Linked DNA regions of Homo sapiens: region 1 is linked to region 2. A link is a loop called in an ENCODE intact Hi-C map of the cell type or tissue named here. Cell type or tissue: chondrocyte. All regions are shown on one strand. Links, peaks and the distances in the headings refer to the core of each region. The heading gives the core; the rest is flanking DNA. Region 1 overlaps PHACTR3 (phosphatase and actin regulator 3). Region 2 has its middle 88 kb from the start of PHACTR3.

Evidence for each region. Peaks named below come from ENCODE experiments on the same cell type or tissue, not always from the same donor. Only the 100,000 strongest peaks of a DNase experiment are listed, where the experiment ranks them.
Region 1: it touches region 2 in a loop (17-fold over the local background); 5 of 110 quality-filtered maps call a loop at or near these places.

Annotation. Positions count from the first base shown.
Region 1 is chr20:59,744,371-59,752,698 of GRCh38, forward strand. It overlaps PHACTR3 (phosphatase and actin regulator 3), which reads left to right. Exons shown (of 13, transcript NM_080672.5): 3 at 3,388-3,465. Among named protein-coding and RNA genes, the nearest start is that of PHACTR3-AS1, 120 kb to the left of the region's middle. RefSeq lists enhancers at 6,234-6,735, 7,958-8,287. In chondrocyte, for the core only: no CTCF peak of the experiment used is centred there; a DNase peak (open chromatin) is centred at 3,471.
Region 2 is chr20:59,512,555-59,520,882 of GRCh38, forward strand. No RefSeq gene overlaps it. Among named protein-coding and RNA genes, the nearest start is that of PHACTR3, 88 kb to the right of the region's middle. RefSeq lists enhancers at 1,747-2,583, 2,584-3,419. In chondrocyte, for the core only: CTCF peaks have their summits at 3,284 (motif pointing right) and 3,490; no DNase peak of the experiment used is centred there.

The DNA of each region.
Region 1 (8,328 bases), core at 2,450-4,949, 230 kb after region 2:
GCCCCGCCTCCAGCCACATGCCTGTGAGCCACACCTAAAAACAATTAGTGAGGGAGCTGCTGCTGTGGAATCAGTCCCAGGCCTCAGGAACCAGCCCTGGCGAGTGCCCGTCTCAGGCTGTTGCCTCGGGGGGTCCCTGGGGTCCCATTTCCTTTCCAGCTCTGAAGAGGCGCAGGCTCCAGGGCTTTGAGGATGGTGGAGACGAAGGCCAGGTGTTACAGCGCCCAGGCCCACAGCAGGGGAGGCGGCCAACACCGACAGCAGGCCCTCCACTCATGCTTTTCTGTGTGCTTTACAAAATTATTATTATTATTTTTACCAACCAAGAAGTTGATAGATGAATTCTTGTTGAAGTGGAAACAGAACAAGCATCATCATTCGGCAGATCTTGAGCACCTCCTGTGTGCCCAGTACCAACAGGAGGGGCCCAGGCCCTGCCCACCCAGAGCTTTCCGCAGAGTAGGGAGTCGAGTGACAAAGTGTGGAAGCCACCAAGTGAACCAGCACGTGAGTCGATTGCAGACTCCGGCGAGGCTGCAAGGCAGCCTCCCTCACTGGATGCTAGGCTCAGCTAGGTGGGCGGGTTCCATTTGTTCCCCTGCATCTGGCAGGGCCCCTTGCACACACACGGCACTAATGGGCTCTTAGTGATCCAGGCTTAATGGCAGGATCACGGAGCAGGCCCTGGGGGGTGGAAATGAGCAGGGCGGGCACTGCTTTGGGCCCAGTGGTCCGAGAAGACCCAGGTGAGGAGGCTGCATTGAGCTGAGATGTAATTGGTTCATTGAGAAAGGCAGGGAAGAGCATGGCAGCAGTGGGAACAGCCCTCGAAAAGGCAGCGAGCTGGGGAAGGCACGTCTGTGCAGCAGTGAAAGGCCGGGGGACTAGAGCAGAGTGACCTCCGTGACCTCAGGGGGGTCTCTGACATTCTCCAGGCCTGCTGACCCCAGCAGTGGAACTGGAAGGCTGAGGTTTGTCTTCTGAGGACTCTGGGCTCTTTGGCCTACTCCAAGCTGTGCCGTGTGAGTTCACCAGCAAGATGCTCTGGGGACCCTGCAAGGGCATTGGAGGTCTCGAGGTTTTTACCTGCAGCATCCCCACCTTCAGGACCGCCATTCGGGCATCTGGAAATTCGAGGAACAGTGCTGCATTTTGTTTACTTATTCCAAACCACTATTTTCCTTTAAAGCAGGGGGTGTTATTTGTTTCAGCATATCAAATTCCTGATTTCACGGGCATCACGGGTTAGGATGAGTTGAAGTGAATGCAAAGATGATTGAAAGAGAAATATGTAGCAAACAGTGGTTTTGGTAGGCGAGGCTGGGGGAACCGGCTGAAGATGGCTCTCAGGGGCTGCAGGGTGGACCAGCATCTCAGTCCATGCCTGCCCTGGCAGGTGGCTCAGATCCACTCAGCCATTTACACACTGTACCACCTTCACAAGCTGCACCACCACTGACGTCCCCATCCCCGAGAGGGGGAGGGTAGAGCCTCGCAGCTGCATCTTTGGGTCATCGGGAAGTCCTTGAGTCAGTGCAGGCAAAGACCTGTGATGTCTGAGGCTAGCCACCATGAGCACCGCCTGGTGCCGGCCTGGGGACGGGGTCCACACAGAGCTCGAGGCCTCCACCCCTGTTCTTCTTATCTGCTTTGTGAGCCTGGCTGCAGCCTCTTTGCTGACACCTCCCAAGGTCAGCATTCACTTTGTCAATTTTATCCACAATTCTGGCACCTGGAAATTGGCTTGGAAATTGGGACCACAGAAAGGAAATTCTGTTTTCTCTGCCCAAAAATGTCCCCACCCTGCTGTGTTTGGGTTTCCCTTTTCATCCTTTGGCTTTAGGGTAAATATCCTCAGGGAAGCCACCCGGGAGGTCAAGGATGGGATGGGTTTCCCCAGACAACTGCCCCCCAGTCAGTCCCCCGCCCCAGGCCTGACTTATTCCTCCTCGCCCACTTCTAGACACTTGCCATCTGTCCTCCCACCTGTGCTGGCATCAGGCAGAGGCTGTGCCTGTCTTGCTCATGGCAGAATCTCCTGTGCCTGACATGGTGCCTGGCACACAGTAGGTGCTCAGTAAATGTGTAAGGGGTTTCCATAGATTGAACACCTGATCACCATGGCCTGTTCCCCCAGTGGAGCCCCACCTGTGAAGGCTGCAGGGCTTCTGCCCTCCGTGACTCCCCAGCACCCAGCTCAGCACTTGGCACATAGCAGGTGCTCAGGAAATGCTTTTGAGTAAGTGAAATAATTCCATTGCCAGTGCCTGTTTGTCATCTGCCTCCCCAACTAGACATTAAGCTAAGCCAGGTGGGCTGACTCTGTCTGTTCCCCGGCAGCTGGCAGGGCCCCCTGCACACACAGAACACTGATGGACTCTCTGTGATCCAGGGTTAATGGCAGGATCACGGAGCAGGCCCTGGGGTGGAAATGAGCAGGGCGGGCACTGCTTTGGGCCCAGTGGTCGGAGAAGACCCAGGTGAGGAGGCTGCATTGAGCTGAGATGTAATTGGTTCATTGGGAAAGGCGGGGAAATCATCACAGCAGTGGAAACAGCCCTTGCAAAGCTGCATCTTTCAAAGAAAGGGTTGAGGTGGTTATGTAGTCTTGTATTTGGAAATTGGGGCTCACCTGTAGGCAAACAGTTTTCCTGACGGAAGGAAGAAGATGATTGTGGAGCAGCCCGAGGCCTGCCTGTGAAAGAAGGGAGAATGGGACAAGGTGGTGGCCGTCGCTCAAGAGTGTTTTGCTCCGGGAAGGGGAGGCAGAAAGGGCTATTCTGAAGGCGGAATTGACAAAGATTTGGCAAATTAGGCTTGGTGGAAGGGGACTGGGGGCTGGCCTCCTCCCTTCCTGTCCATCTGGTAGACTGGAAGCTTTTAACCTGGGTTTATTGGAAGAAGCTCTAGTGGGAGAGCCGCACAGGAGAATCTCATCTGTGAGTGGATGTTAAGAGCGGCCAGGAGGCACTTCGCAAAGGCGAACAGGAACCACGGAAAGGAGCCCGGGGTGTTGGCGGCAGAGGGAGGGCACTTTCCTTGGTTGGTAATTTAGGGAACATTTGGTGAAGGGCAGGAATGGCTGGTGAGAGCTAGCTTAGAGAGGGGCGTTATATGTGCAGGGGCTTTCCAGATAAATCACAGAAATGATCGCTGTAGAATATCTACTGCGTGCACTGCTCTTTAGCTGTGGTTTATGCACATTGCTTAGCAGCACTCTTGGTAAGAAAGTTGGGCCTCGCCAGTGGACTAGGCCCCCTAACCCCGAGGCGCCTGCTAGCTCAGTGTTTTTGGTCTGTAAACTTGAGCCTGGCATTGGCTGTGGCTTGGACAGGGCCCAGTGACACCTTTGCCTGAGACTCACCTGTGTGTTTGTGTGTTGGGCAGCGCTGGAGAAGAAGATGGCCGGCAGGCAAGGCCGAGAGGAGCTCATCAAGAAGGGGCTGCTGGAGATGATGGAGCAGGGTAAGTGGGACCCGTCCCTGGCTTGGAAGGGCACGGTGCTGGGAATGCAGAATGGAAAGTCTCACATGAGCCCAGGAAGCCCATCAGAAACAGTGTAGAATCCAAGGAGGGCCGTGTTCAGATGAAGCCTGCAAGGTTGGAGAGACACCCCATGTCAGGAGCCATTCCATTGGTCCAGCCCCCAGGGGCACGGGAGACCCCATTACTGAGCTGAAGAGCTCCCCCTCATGGCACCACTCCTCTCTGGGGAATGTCTAACAGAGCTGGGTGTGCATGAATCTGGTGGTTTATCCCAATTCCTTTAAAGTGGTAGCAGTGGTTTTTTCAGCATTAATTTTTTTTTCATATTCACATTTCAGTCCTCCATTTGGGCAAATTATTTTTAATTCCACTATTACCTACTCCCCCTACCACCATGTAGGAAGCATTCAGGACATGCTGGGGCGGGGTGGGATATTGTGCACGCCCTGTCTCATTGGTCTTCCCAGCATCCCTGGGGAGAGAGGCAGCGGCTATCCCACTTGCAGACGAGGCGTGGGAGGGTCTGGGTGGTGACTGCCCCAAGTCATTGCAGCCTGAGAGCAGAGACACAGAACAAATCCTGATCTCTTGGTCTCTGGTCTAGAGAGCTTAATCTCAGTGGGGTCTACATAATCATCTTTGTTTCCATCTTTCAGAAAGGCCAGTTATTATCACTCATGCAATTAACTGAACAGAGTTCTTTAATTCCCAAGTCTTTCTCTTTGTGATGGATTCCTGGAGGTGTGAGGCCCAGGACTTAGATGCTGACACTAGCCCTTGGTGCCTTCCGGTTCCCTGAGAGGCTAAATCTTGGTTAGGAGGTTTCACAACACCTCACTGCCTCTGGAAGACTCTCTGGAGCTGGACCAAGCTCTGGCCTGCTGATTTGAGGAATCTGGCCATGCATAGCCAGTTTCCTGAGGCTTGCATGGATATATTGAATTCCTCTCTCCCCACTTCAGCCTTAAAATATTACTAGTGTCTTTGTAATTTGGCCCAAATATCAGGAATTAGGAAGGAAGCTCATGAAATAAACGAATCCAGATTTTATGCAGCCGGGCCTGTCAGCACACAAACCCGATTGTGGGCCCAGGCTTTTGTCATTGTTTCCTCTCTTTAGACTCGAAGAGTGAAGTATTTTGATGATGCTATTTTTAGGGGAAATCTACATGGGAAATTGCTTCATAGTGATAATAAAACCTTACATGTGCGAGGAAAGCTTGGTGTCAAGTCCCGTGGCACTCAGATGGTTAACGCCGTCGTGACGCTCGGATTTGGCGGAATGCGGTTGCTGAGCTAGAAATCTGGAGGATTTTCACTGGGATGGGACAAAAAAGTGTCAAACTCCGGCATTTTGAATATGTTGCCAACAAGCATACCTTTGGATCTTAGGGAAGGAGAAAGGAAGATGAAAACAATGCTAAGGCCTTTTCTCATCTATTCTAAAAAAAACACTACTTTTGTTGAGTAAAGAGTAAGTATATAGATTTGGTTCCTCTCAAAAATGAAGCTATAGTTTGACTAATTAAAGGGGAAAACTTCTAGGAGCGTTGGCTTTTTTCCACTCTGAATTTTTGCAAGATGACTTTGTCTGATGAAGTCATAGCAGAGGCTGGAGACGAATGCTTGGCCGCGGCCAGGCTGACAGTGTGGCTCTCACCCTGCTGCCGTGGGAGCCTGGTCTCTGGCTTCCGTGCCTCTGACGGCGACATCACACACCCGCAGGCTTACAGAATCACTTTAGATCAGGGTCGGCAAACCTTTTCTGGAGAGGGTCAGATAGTGCATATTTCAGGGGGACGTGCAGTCTCTGTTGCAACTACTTGTCTCTGCTTTTGTAGCGCAAAGGCAGCCGGAGACAAAACATGCATGAGAGGGCATGGCTGTGTCCCAAGAAAACTTTATTTATGGCCACTGGCCTTTGAATTTTATATAATTTTCATGTGCCACAAACTATTATTTTTCTTTTGATTTTTTTTTCTTTTGTCAACCATTTAAAGATGTCAAATCCAGGTGGGGGAGCTGGATTGGTCCCCACATTGTGGTTTGCTCATCTCTACCTTCCATACTCTCTCTCTTGCTAAATGATTGTGGACCAGGGACTAGAGTGGCCTGAAACACAGTCTCTTTCCTTGAGAGGGAAAATGCACTCCTAAATTGATGCCATGACATTTTATTGAGGGCCCACTCTGTGTCAGGGTCTGTGCTAGCTGCTGAGGACACAGGTGAGCAAAATACTGTTCTGAACGCACATCCAGTGGGGCCATTAGGTAATCCCACAAAAAGCCGGCAACTCACGACCACAGTGAGTGCAGTGAAGGATGCAGCACCCTAAGATCATGAGACAGGACCTGACCTGGTTCTCGGGGGGCCGGGAGATGTTTGAGTCAGGTCCAAAGGTGGGCAGGAGGACCTAGGCTGGTTCTCAGAGTCTGTTGCATATTAGGATCACCTGGAGAGATTTAATAACCCTCCACCGCTCAGGCAGCAGTTAAATTAGATGCGCTGGGCGTGGGACCCAGGCAGCAGTGCTTCCTCATCCTCCACAGCTGATTCCGACTTTGATGCAGGAAGGTTGAAAAGCCAAGAGACAGAAGGAAGCGGGGAGTGACTTCCAGCCCACAGGAGCAGCAAGCACAAGTCCCCGCGGTGGAAGGGACCTTGAGATGGTGGGTTGGGTTGGAGGAAAGGAGGAAGGAGGAAGCAGGAAAGGGAGAGGGGCTTGGGTCAAGACGCCTCCCGTCTTCCCTGCCCACACACCGGCTGGGGTGGCAGAGGCATGACCACGCTGCTGCGGGAGCCTGGGGCGGCCACAGTGCGAGTGGGTGGGATCTGCGAGGAGCCCGAGTGTCTCTGCAGGGAAATATCAGGGACCGGGCAGCAGGGGTTGCTCTGGGAGGGGACTTGGACTTGCTTTTCGCAGTCGACTCTTCTGTGCTGCTTGAATCCTTTACTGTGTGCCACCTGTAATCAACCTGTAATCAACGTGCTGTAATAACGGGATCCACGCAGATGCTTGGCCACAGGCTCCCGGCTAAATCCTTCCCTGCACCGCAGTTTCCGTCCTGCACTAGCTTCAAAAATGTCTTTTCTCACTGGGTCGACCTGAGGTCAGACCCTGTCTGTCCCTAATCCTCCTGGTGCTGGGTCACCGGGTCCTCTTGCAGGATGACTGGAATTGTTGGCGGTGGCTGTGCACCTGCCCTCTCCGGCTCAGGGGAGGATCAGGCTTGAGGGCTGTTGCTCTGGGGTAGGCACGCAGTGCCGCCGCCTCTGCTGTGGATGTGAGGACTCTCCAGGGTGAGGAGCAGAGGCGCTTTCCTGGCTTTGGGGTTAAGGAACCGGCTTCAGGGTTAAGGAACCGGCTTCAGCCACCGCCTTCCACTGCTGGCAGGGACGAATCTGCAGCCGGGGGCGCCCTCCTGTGGCCGGCCAGGCTCATGAGCCTCCCTGCAAGGTGGACGGGACTTCATGCAGGACAGGCCCTGTGAGGCTGTGGGAGTGGATTGTCAGGGACTCCAGAGCCTCATTTGAGCCCCCTCGAAACTCACATTTGAACTTCCTTGGCCAGGACAAACCCCAGGATTGCCCTCTGCCCTGCACACGCGCATGTATGCACACACACATGTACATACACATTGGACACCCTGGAGCTTGCCCTGAAGCAGGTGGGCAGCCTGGTGGAGTGAGCCGGACTCTGGGCAGGGCCAGCAGAAGAGAGCCCGCCAGCTCCCGGGGGTGAGGCAGCATCCAGGGCATGAGTTTGCTCCCTCTGGGGTGTTACTTTATGATCGATGGTCTGTTTTATGAACCACTGTGACCCCCTCCCCTCTCGTTCCTGTGACTCTAGTCGCCAGCTTGGACCTAGGAAGGACCCTGCTGGTGGCGTTATTACATGACTAGATGTGTGCAGTGGAGCCCGTTGTGCCCTGGGGAGGGCAGAGGGGACCCCTCTGATCTCTTCAGTGCTCCTTCCACCCTCGTCTCGGATATCCGTGACTAAGTGAGGCCAGACCAAATCTCTGGTACAAGGGGTCCCCTTCCCCAGCCCCCTTGCCCTGGTCCCCAGCCCACGTTTCTCTGTGCTAGACACTGTTTATGTTCTGAATGACTTTCCTCCATCTCCCTGTATGCGTTGACTTGGCATTTTCTTAAATAATTTAAGGAATTTCCTACCCCGTCATTGGGTATAAAAGAAGAGAGTTTATTACTCTGTGCTGTGTTCAGTGACTTGAGATTGACTAGGCATTCTTTCCTCAGGGAATTGGACAGTGACAAATCAAGTCTATCTGGTTTCCATGTGGTAGGAACGCCGGGGGACACATGTCTGCACGTGTGCACACACATGCACGTGCACCTGTGTGCACCCACCTGTGCTTGCACTGTGCACATGTGCCACGACACACGTGTGTGCCTGCGTGTGCATCTGTGAGTGTGTGTGCATGTCTGCAACACGTTCCCTCTCACTGTGGCTGCTCAGGTGCACTGCCCCGCGCTCCCCTCTGCAGCCCTCAGAAGGAGAGTGGCCGGGCGGAGGCTGGCCTTCCAGCGAGAGGAGCAGGGCCTGGGCTCCCACCGCTCCCCCAACCCCTCCCCAACCAGCGTTTCTTAGCAACGGCCCTGCCACCAGGGCTATTTTGGGAACTGAAACTTTTCACTGAACATGATTATGAGCTGGAGCTCTGACCGCAGCCCAGAGAAGTCCTGCAAGAAGTCCTTGCAGAAAACCTGCAAGAAAGCAGGGGAAGGTTCAAAGACTGTGGAGGGGCATGGTGCTTTTCTGAGTCTGGAGACCTCTGGGCCTTCCAGGTTCTATGTTCTGACCTTTTTATAGTGGCAGTT
Region 2 (8,328 bases), core at 1,881-4,380:
ATTGCTTTTCTACTACCCATATTTAATATTGCTTTGTAGTTATACAAAAACATGTACATGGTTCCAAAACCAACGTTATATAAAAATTACATTCAGAGAAGTTTGCATCCTCCCTGTGTCCTCCACTCCAATCCATCGCTCTGCCACAATTCGCCATTTACTAGATTTTGGCTGGTCTTTCCACTGCTTATTTTCATGATGCAAGGGACTAAGTAAATCCATTTATATTTCTCTTTTGCATGATTCCTTTTATATTTTTCCAGTATTTCTTTGGAGAGAGTCTTAGAAGTAAGATCAATTGGCAAAGAATAAATGCGCATGGAATTTTCCGGTGAGTTGCCAAGTTCCACTCTATTAGGGATTTGCATTCTCACCAGACGGATAAAAGACTGACTGTTTCTACACAGTGTGCAATCCAAGTACTGAGATTTTTTCAATTTAATAAGTGGCCATTTTAAGTTGTATTTCTCATATTATTAATAAAGATGAGCATGTTTCCATACAATTGAGGGCCATTTACATTTCTTTTCTTGTGGATTCTTTGTTTATATCTTTTGCTTGATTTGAAAAATTTGATTTTTGCTCGAATTCTTCTTTGCTTATGGCTGTTTTCTGTATAATACAAATATAATGATTTTGACATTGTTCCATGTTTTATATATTAACATTTTCTTTATTTTTATAGCTGAGTAGATTTGGACATGCCACAATTTGTTTGCTTGCTAGTGGTTGGAGATTTGAATTGCTTCCAATTTGGGGCTATTAGGAATAATTCTGAACACAAGTAATTCATATACCCTTGTAAGTGTGTGTGTGTGTGTCTACGTAAGTCTTCATTTCTCCTGGGTAAGCACCTAGCAGTAGAATCACGGGGTGGGTGACTAATCCATGTCTGACTGTAAAAGGTGATCAATGAATGAATGACTGTATAAGGTGATCAATGCCTGTTTGACTGTACAAGATACTGCCATGCTATTTCCAAGGGACTACACCATTTTGCATTCTCATCAACAATGTAATGGATCTATTATTAATTTTCATAGAGTAACACAAACATATTTGCGAATTAAGTTTTGATTTCCCACACAGTATAATATCTCTATCTGTCTACACTGAATAAGCACATATGTATCTCCTGCATAAACCAAAGCTTTTTTCAATCCTCAACACATTTGAAGAGTGCAAAGTGGTCACAAGACCCCACTATTAGGAACTTCTCTTTCAGAGCAGCATTTAGAGATGGAAGGTGTCTGTTTTCTAGCAGCCGCGAGGGGTACCCATGATCACTTCTGCGTTTCTCTAACTGAGCAAAGTTCATTTTAAAGGACACAAATCCTCAAAGACCCCCAGAACACGTCCCAGGACACCACTTGAAAAGCACCAATTCAAGAATATAAAATTCTGGACTATAAAAATCTCTTTCAGTGGTGCATTAGCACTGCTACAGTGCGATTTTGTCATTAGATGCTAAAGCTGTTTTATTGGTTTTTTTTGTTGGTTTTTTTGTTTGTTTTGTTTTGAGATGGAGTTTCGCTCTTGTTGCCCAGGCTGGAGTGTAATGGTGCAATCTCAGCTCACTGCAACCTCTGCCTCCCGGGTTCAAGCAATTCTCCTGCCTCAGCCTCCCAAGTAGCTGGAATTACAGGCATGCACCACCACACCCAGCTAATTTTTTATTTTTGTTTTCTGATAGAGATGGGGTTTCACCATGTTGGTCAGACTGGTCTCTAAGTCCTGACCTCAGGTGATTTGCCCGTCTTGGCCTCCCAAAGCACTGGGATTGCAGGCGTGAGCCACCACTCCTGGCCTAAAGCTGTTTTTTATTGTTGCTGTTTTATATTTTTCATCACAAACTGCAAAAGTAAAAATTTTCTACTGCCCCTCCTATCCCCAATATTCCCCCATGTCCCCAATGGATGTGAAAATGCAAATTACAGAAATGCAAACTTGCACAATTCAGCATCCCTAAGGTAAAAACAGACTAATTGTTCTGGAGCAACACAGCCTGTCCATACTTGCTGCAGGTCACAGCCCTCAACCCTGCTGTGTGGCAGGCAGCCCCTCCTGCACTAGGAGAGGCTGGGAGACCTCTATCTGCAGCCCATGCATTAGTCATCCAGGACTCCACCTGGACGAGGGCAGTTCCTGAGCTGTGCAGCCTGGGCCCTCCCTGTGCGCCTGTGCTCTTGCAAATGGAGAGGGTGGCTCTGCCTGCAGCACGGGTACCATCCAAGGCCAGGGCCAGGGCCAGAGTGCACAGTGGGGAGTCCTCAAAGCAGGTGAGGACCTGAAGTATATGGGCTGCAGGGCAGGCAAACCCCGAAACTGGGGCTTAGCCTGAAAAGGTCTGGCTTTACCCAGGAAAGAATTCAGGGCTGAGCTGGAGGCGTAGTGCTAAGCTCTGTGACTGCTCCTACACAGCAGGTCTACCCACCAGGCAGTGTGTGGAAAGCAGCAGCTGTGGGGCAGTGGTGCCGCCATATTTATACCCACTTTTAATTACATGCAAAGTAAGGGGCGGGTTATTTAGAAATTTCTAGAAAAAGGGTGATAACGTCCAAGTGTTGCCATGGCAACGGTAAACTGTCATTGTGCTGGTGGGCGAGTCTCATGCAAATGAGCTTTTGCCTGTTCCATGTTTCAGCCAGTCTTCACTCTGGTTGGGAGTCAAGTCCCGCCTCCTATATCGCATTCATACTCAGCAGCTTTAGGCGCTGAGTTGGATAGAGGGCGACAGAAGCTCAGAGCAGCACACACACTAGGGCAGAGGTGCAGAGAGGTGCGGTGCAGAGGGGCTGGGTGGTGGGTGAGGGGGATCTGGGCAGGAAGTTGTTCCCGCCAGGCTAGAGCGCAGGTCACCCAGGGTCCCGGCTCCACCCGGGTGGGCGCTGCAGGCTCTGAGCCGTGGCTCAGTCCGAGGGTCACTCACCCACCTCAGGGGAACTGGACGAGCCCCAGGTGACAGGAAGCTCTGTGCACACCTGGTGCCTGGCCAACCTGTAACATTTGAACATTTCAATATCCATTTCTATTTTTTTAAAACAAGCATCACCTTCTGTCAGCCATTAATATAGAATCACTATGGAGCGATGACTACATAACATTTCCACGACTTTTGGAAAGTTCCCATGAGTTTGGAAAGAGCCACCCAAGGAATCTCCTCTCCCGAGTTTGCAGCCCGCGCCTTCTGCCGGGCGTTTGGCGCATTTCTTCCAGAGAATACGGATCCGAATTATTCCAGAGGAGCCTCGGCCGCAGTCTCTCCAGCCGCCGCCAGAGGGAAACCTGATCCCATGCAGGATTCCTAGGGGCTCCCAGAGAAGCCCTAGGCTGTGCTGCTGCCTGCTGGTTCTGGGAATGGGTGAGCCTTGGGAGAGCAAAGAGAATAGAAAGTAATTCTCCATGTGTCTTCCTCCAGCTCCAATCTAGTTTAAAACCATCCCCCTATAGCCTGCTTTTTTTCCTTAAAGAATCTTCAAGCAAATCCCAGACTTTGTATGGCTTCACTTGTAAATAATTAAGTATATCTCCCCTCAAGAAAAGACTTCTTACATACTTTACGTAAACAACTTTTCCATCCTCAAACCTCACAAAATTGCCGTCAATCCCCTGCTATCATATGATGACCAGTTTTCAGCTTTTACGGCTTCTTGGAGATCTCGTAAATGCCTCCTGGCAACCGATTTGCTCAAACTCATTTCCAGACAAGACCGGTTACCAAAACACCAGGGATCCCTCTAGGACCTGATGCTCAGGGCACAGGAAGCCAATCGCTGAGACCATGGGTATTGCCAGGGAAGAAGGCTTGAAGCAGGTGCTATAGGCAAGGAGATGGGCGCTCAGTCTCAAGTCCATCTTCCCGACAGACTAAAATTAGGGTTTTATATTGTAGGGAAGAAATGTAACAATGTGTGGGAAAACAGGAACTCGGAAGGAGCCCGGAAGCAATCATGATAAATGAGGGGCCTGGCAGCATCTCCTCCTATGGACATGGTGATCTGGCGAGTTTCAGTTCTTAATACTTTTTGAGAGGCCTGGAGTCCTTTACTGAGGAAGGAACTCAGATAAAACAAATGTAAGTTTCAAGCTTTAAGACCAGAAGGGTCAATTTCTATGTGTGTATTTATATATATCTGTCTATGGGCCGGGCGCGGTGGCTCAGGCCTGTAATCCCAGCACTTTGGGAGGCTGAGACGTGCGGATCACGAGGTCAGGAGATCGAGACTATCCTGGCTAACACGGTGAAACCCCATCTCTACTAAAAAAAATACAAAAAATTAGCCAGGCTTGGTGGCAGGCACCTGTAGTCCCAGTTACTCGGGAGGTCGAGGTAGGAGAATGGTGTGAACCCGGGAGGCAGAGCTTGCAGTGAGCTGAGATCATGCCATAGCACTCCAGCCTGGGCGACAGAGCGAGACTCCGTCTCAAAAACAAACAAACAAAAAACTGTCTGTGGGACTACTGGGTTGCCTTCAGACCTATACATTTATGTTTGTTGGATAATATATTTCTAAAGAGTTTTTTACGTACGGGGTTCCTTCCTTCCTTTGTTTTCTTTCTTTCTTTTTTCTTTTTTTTTGACAGAGTCTTCCTGTGTTCCTTGGGCTCCCAGGCTGGTGTGTGGTGATGTGATCTCAGCTTGCTGCAACCTCCACTTCCCAGGCTCAAGTGATCCTTCCACCATAACCTCCCCAATAGCTGGGACTACAGGCGCACACCAACATGCATGGCTAATTTTAGTAGTTTTTGTAGAGACAGGGGTTAACCATGTTGCCCAGGCTGGTCTTGAACTCCTGGGCTCAAGGGATCCGCTCACCTCAGCCTCCCAAACTGCTGGAATTACAGGCATGGGCCACCTCGCCTTGCCCCTTCCTTTCTTCATTGCTGTTTGTTTGCTCATTTGTTAGCTGTTGGGGTTTTTGTGTTATTTTGTTTTCAGTATGACATTTATTTGGTGAGGACATTTCACACTTACGTTAGAGGGCACCTGGCTGTGAGATAACCGCCCCAACACCCCTGTATTCCTGGGAACTGGTCCTCATCAGCGCCAGGTTGGGTCCTCTGGGAAAGCCTGCAGATGGATCAGGGGTGCATTCCTGTTGCTCCACCCAGAGGCAGGAGGGTCAGGCTGTGTCTCTCTGGGCTGCTGTGATTGTCAGTGCAGTCGGATCCTTCATCATCTGTTCACCGTCCATGTTGCTGCTCATGGGGTGAGCAGCCATTCATGAACATTGCCAAGTTCCTTCCTTCCTTTCACAAGAAATTGCAAAATGGTGACGTTCTATTTGTACCATTCCTTCAGTATTTGTAAGCCAGATTCTTCTATTTATAATAACAGGAAGAACGTTTCCTCATCAATATTTGGTTTTTCTGGTATATGGTTTGGATAGGAAAGGCGGGATCAATGCTTTTCATTCCTTCAAGCTGCATCATAAAAAGGTGGTGTTCGAGCATTTTGAAAGCCCTTTTTAAAATTACAAACTCACATTCTTTTCTAAAATTGATGTGTTTCAGTCACCTGCCACCGTCATTCTTCTGGATGGTCCATGCCCTCACTCAGGCCAGGGGAGCCTCTCCAGGTCAGCTCCTGCACCCTCAGGCCAGCACCCCAGAGGTAGAGAGTGTCCTTGCCTCCTGGTCGACAAGATGCTCCTGGCTTAGCTTATGCATTTACTGCCCCAGAGTGGAATCAGCCCTTTCTTCCAGGAGACCTGGTCCAGATCTGTGGGTTCAGTGAGGGTGGAATAGAGACAGTGAGGCACCCCCAGCCCGAAGCACCTGGCAGAGAACAGACTGCTACAAACAGATGATCATACATTAATCAAATTGCCGTCGTTACACACTCACTCAAACTCCTTCCTGCACAGAAAAGGCTTCAGAGCCTCACCATGGTCCCTGAATTTCAGCAGCAGAACAGAGATTTGCAGTGGGTGAGACAGGGAAGGCACAGAGGGTGAAACAAGAATCTGGGCAGGAAGGGGTCCCAGGTGTGAGGCTGCTGCGTGGCCTGCCAGCTCCAGTCCCAGGCCCTCTTGTGGGTCCCTGAGTCCCAGTACCTCTGACTGGGCTGTCACCACCAGGGCCCTTGGCTGGGTGCTGGCCACCTGTGAGGCCACGGATGAACCTTGGGCTCTCCTCACTTGTAGTAGGAAAATAATTGGAACACCACTGTTCTTCCCAATACCCAAATCCACATCCATACAGTTGAGAAGAAAACTTCCATTTCTAAGGGTGAAGTAAAGGACCGTGGATAGATGTTGGATTGCACCATACAGGGGGCTGCCCTCCTCTTCCTTTGCAGCATCCTCACTAGCCTCCCGCATTCTCAGTGGGATTGTGTCTCAATGTTGGAGAGCTCTGGAGGACATTTTGTCCAGCAAGCGCCAAGGGAAAATATAATTTAGGGAATTATCAATGCCCATGAGAATCATGAAAGATAAGCAACAGTGCTGCCCAGGACAGCCACAATTCCTGCTGGATTGTGACTGTAATTGACATTCTTATCACAGGTCTCCATCACAGCTAGCTGTCATCACTGGCATTGTCCTGCTGTGTTCTAGAATCTACACAATGCATCTGCCTTGCCCCTCAAGCCCTCATTCTACCCTAAAGCTCACCATCCAACAACCAGCATCTGTGTGAGGCCAATGCTCAGCCAAATCCACAGGCTGTGCAGTCTCAGCCTCCAGAGCTCTGCCCAGGGCACTGTCCAGCAGCCCCAGACACCTCAGCCCCAGGTGCATCTGAGCCCTCCCTCACGCTCATCACACAGCAACACCAAGCCACCTCCAACCTCTCTCCCCAGAGCCCTTGGGAAGACTCATGACCTTCCAAGTTGCACTGCAAGGGATTAGAGTGGCATCTTAATGAACCCTTTTGCTCTCTTGCACCTAGACACCTAGATGTAATTTTACACTCCAGGGCTTGTCTCCCTGGAAACACAGGTGTGATTGAGGCAAGAGCCAGCTCAGGGCAGGGAGTGCCAGAGAAACTCACACACAGGTGTTTCAGCACTGACCCAAGGCTCAGTCCTGGCCTCTCAAATTGCTGTCTGTCCCTCTGGTGGTTACCAGAAGAATTGCAGGGCTTCTGCTTTTACACCCGAGGCTCTTAAAGGGAGAAGAACCTGCAGCAGGTTCCCTGAAGGGCTGTGCAGGGGACCAGAGAGGCTTGGCTGGCAGAATATTGATGGTGCAAGCCCCTTGATCACTGACGGTGCCCCTTGTAAATGCATAAAAATGATGAAGCATTTGTGTTTTGCCTTGGGCTCAATTCTCAGCTTTTGTTTTAATATAAAAGCAATCAATTTCTCCCTGAAATCTAGTAAAATGTCCTAGGAAAATGTATGATTTTTATGTGAGAGCTGCACTAACACCCAGCCCTCAGCTCAGGACCCTGTGATGACAGAGGCTGGCCTGGAAAGGATACAGCTGGGCTGGGAGCAGGTGTTTGCCCACCTGAGCCCTTGTCCCACTTCCAGATCCTGCCTGATTTTCCCTGTTAGAATGGCTATGATCAAAAAGACATAAGAAAAGAGTTGATGATGATATGGCAAAAATGGAACCCTTGGACTCTGCTAGTGAGAGTGTCAATTGGTATAGCTATTATGGAAAATATGAATTTTCCTCAAAAAATTAAAACCAGAACTACCATATTATTCAGCAATCCTCCTTCTGGTATATATCCAAAGGAAATGAAGTCACAATGTGAAAGAGATATCTGCACTCCCATGTTCATTGCAACATTATTCACAACAGCCAACACATGAAAAGAACCTATGTGTTTACCCACTGATGAGTGGATCAAGGAAATGCGGTAGACATATATGACATGGAATACTATTCAAACTCAATAGAGACATCCTGACCTTTACAATAACATGGATGAACTTAGAAGACATTATACTAAGTGAAATAAGCCAGGCAAAGGAAGAAAAATACTGCGCATTCTTCCTTATATGTGGAATGTAAAAATGCTGAAGTCGGGCTGGGCGTGGTGGCTCACACCTGTAATCCCAGCACGTTCAGAGGCCGAGGCGGTTGGATCACGAGGTCAAGAGATCGAGACCATCCTGGCCAACATGGTGAAACCCTGTCTCTACTAAAAATACAAAGAAATTAGCCAGGCATGGTGGCAGGCGCCTATAGTCCCAGCTACTCGGGAGGCTGAGGCAGGAGAATCACTTGAACCTGGGAGGCGGAGGTTGCGGTGAGCCGAGATGGCGCCACTGCACTCCAGCCTGGTGAGAGAGCGAGACTCTGTCAAAAAAAAAAAAAAATGCTGAAGTCATAGAAGCAGAGAGTAGAATGGTGGTAGCCAGGGGCAGGG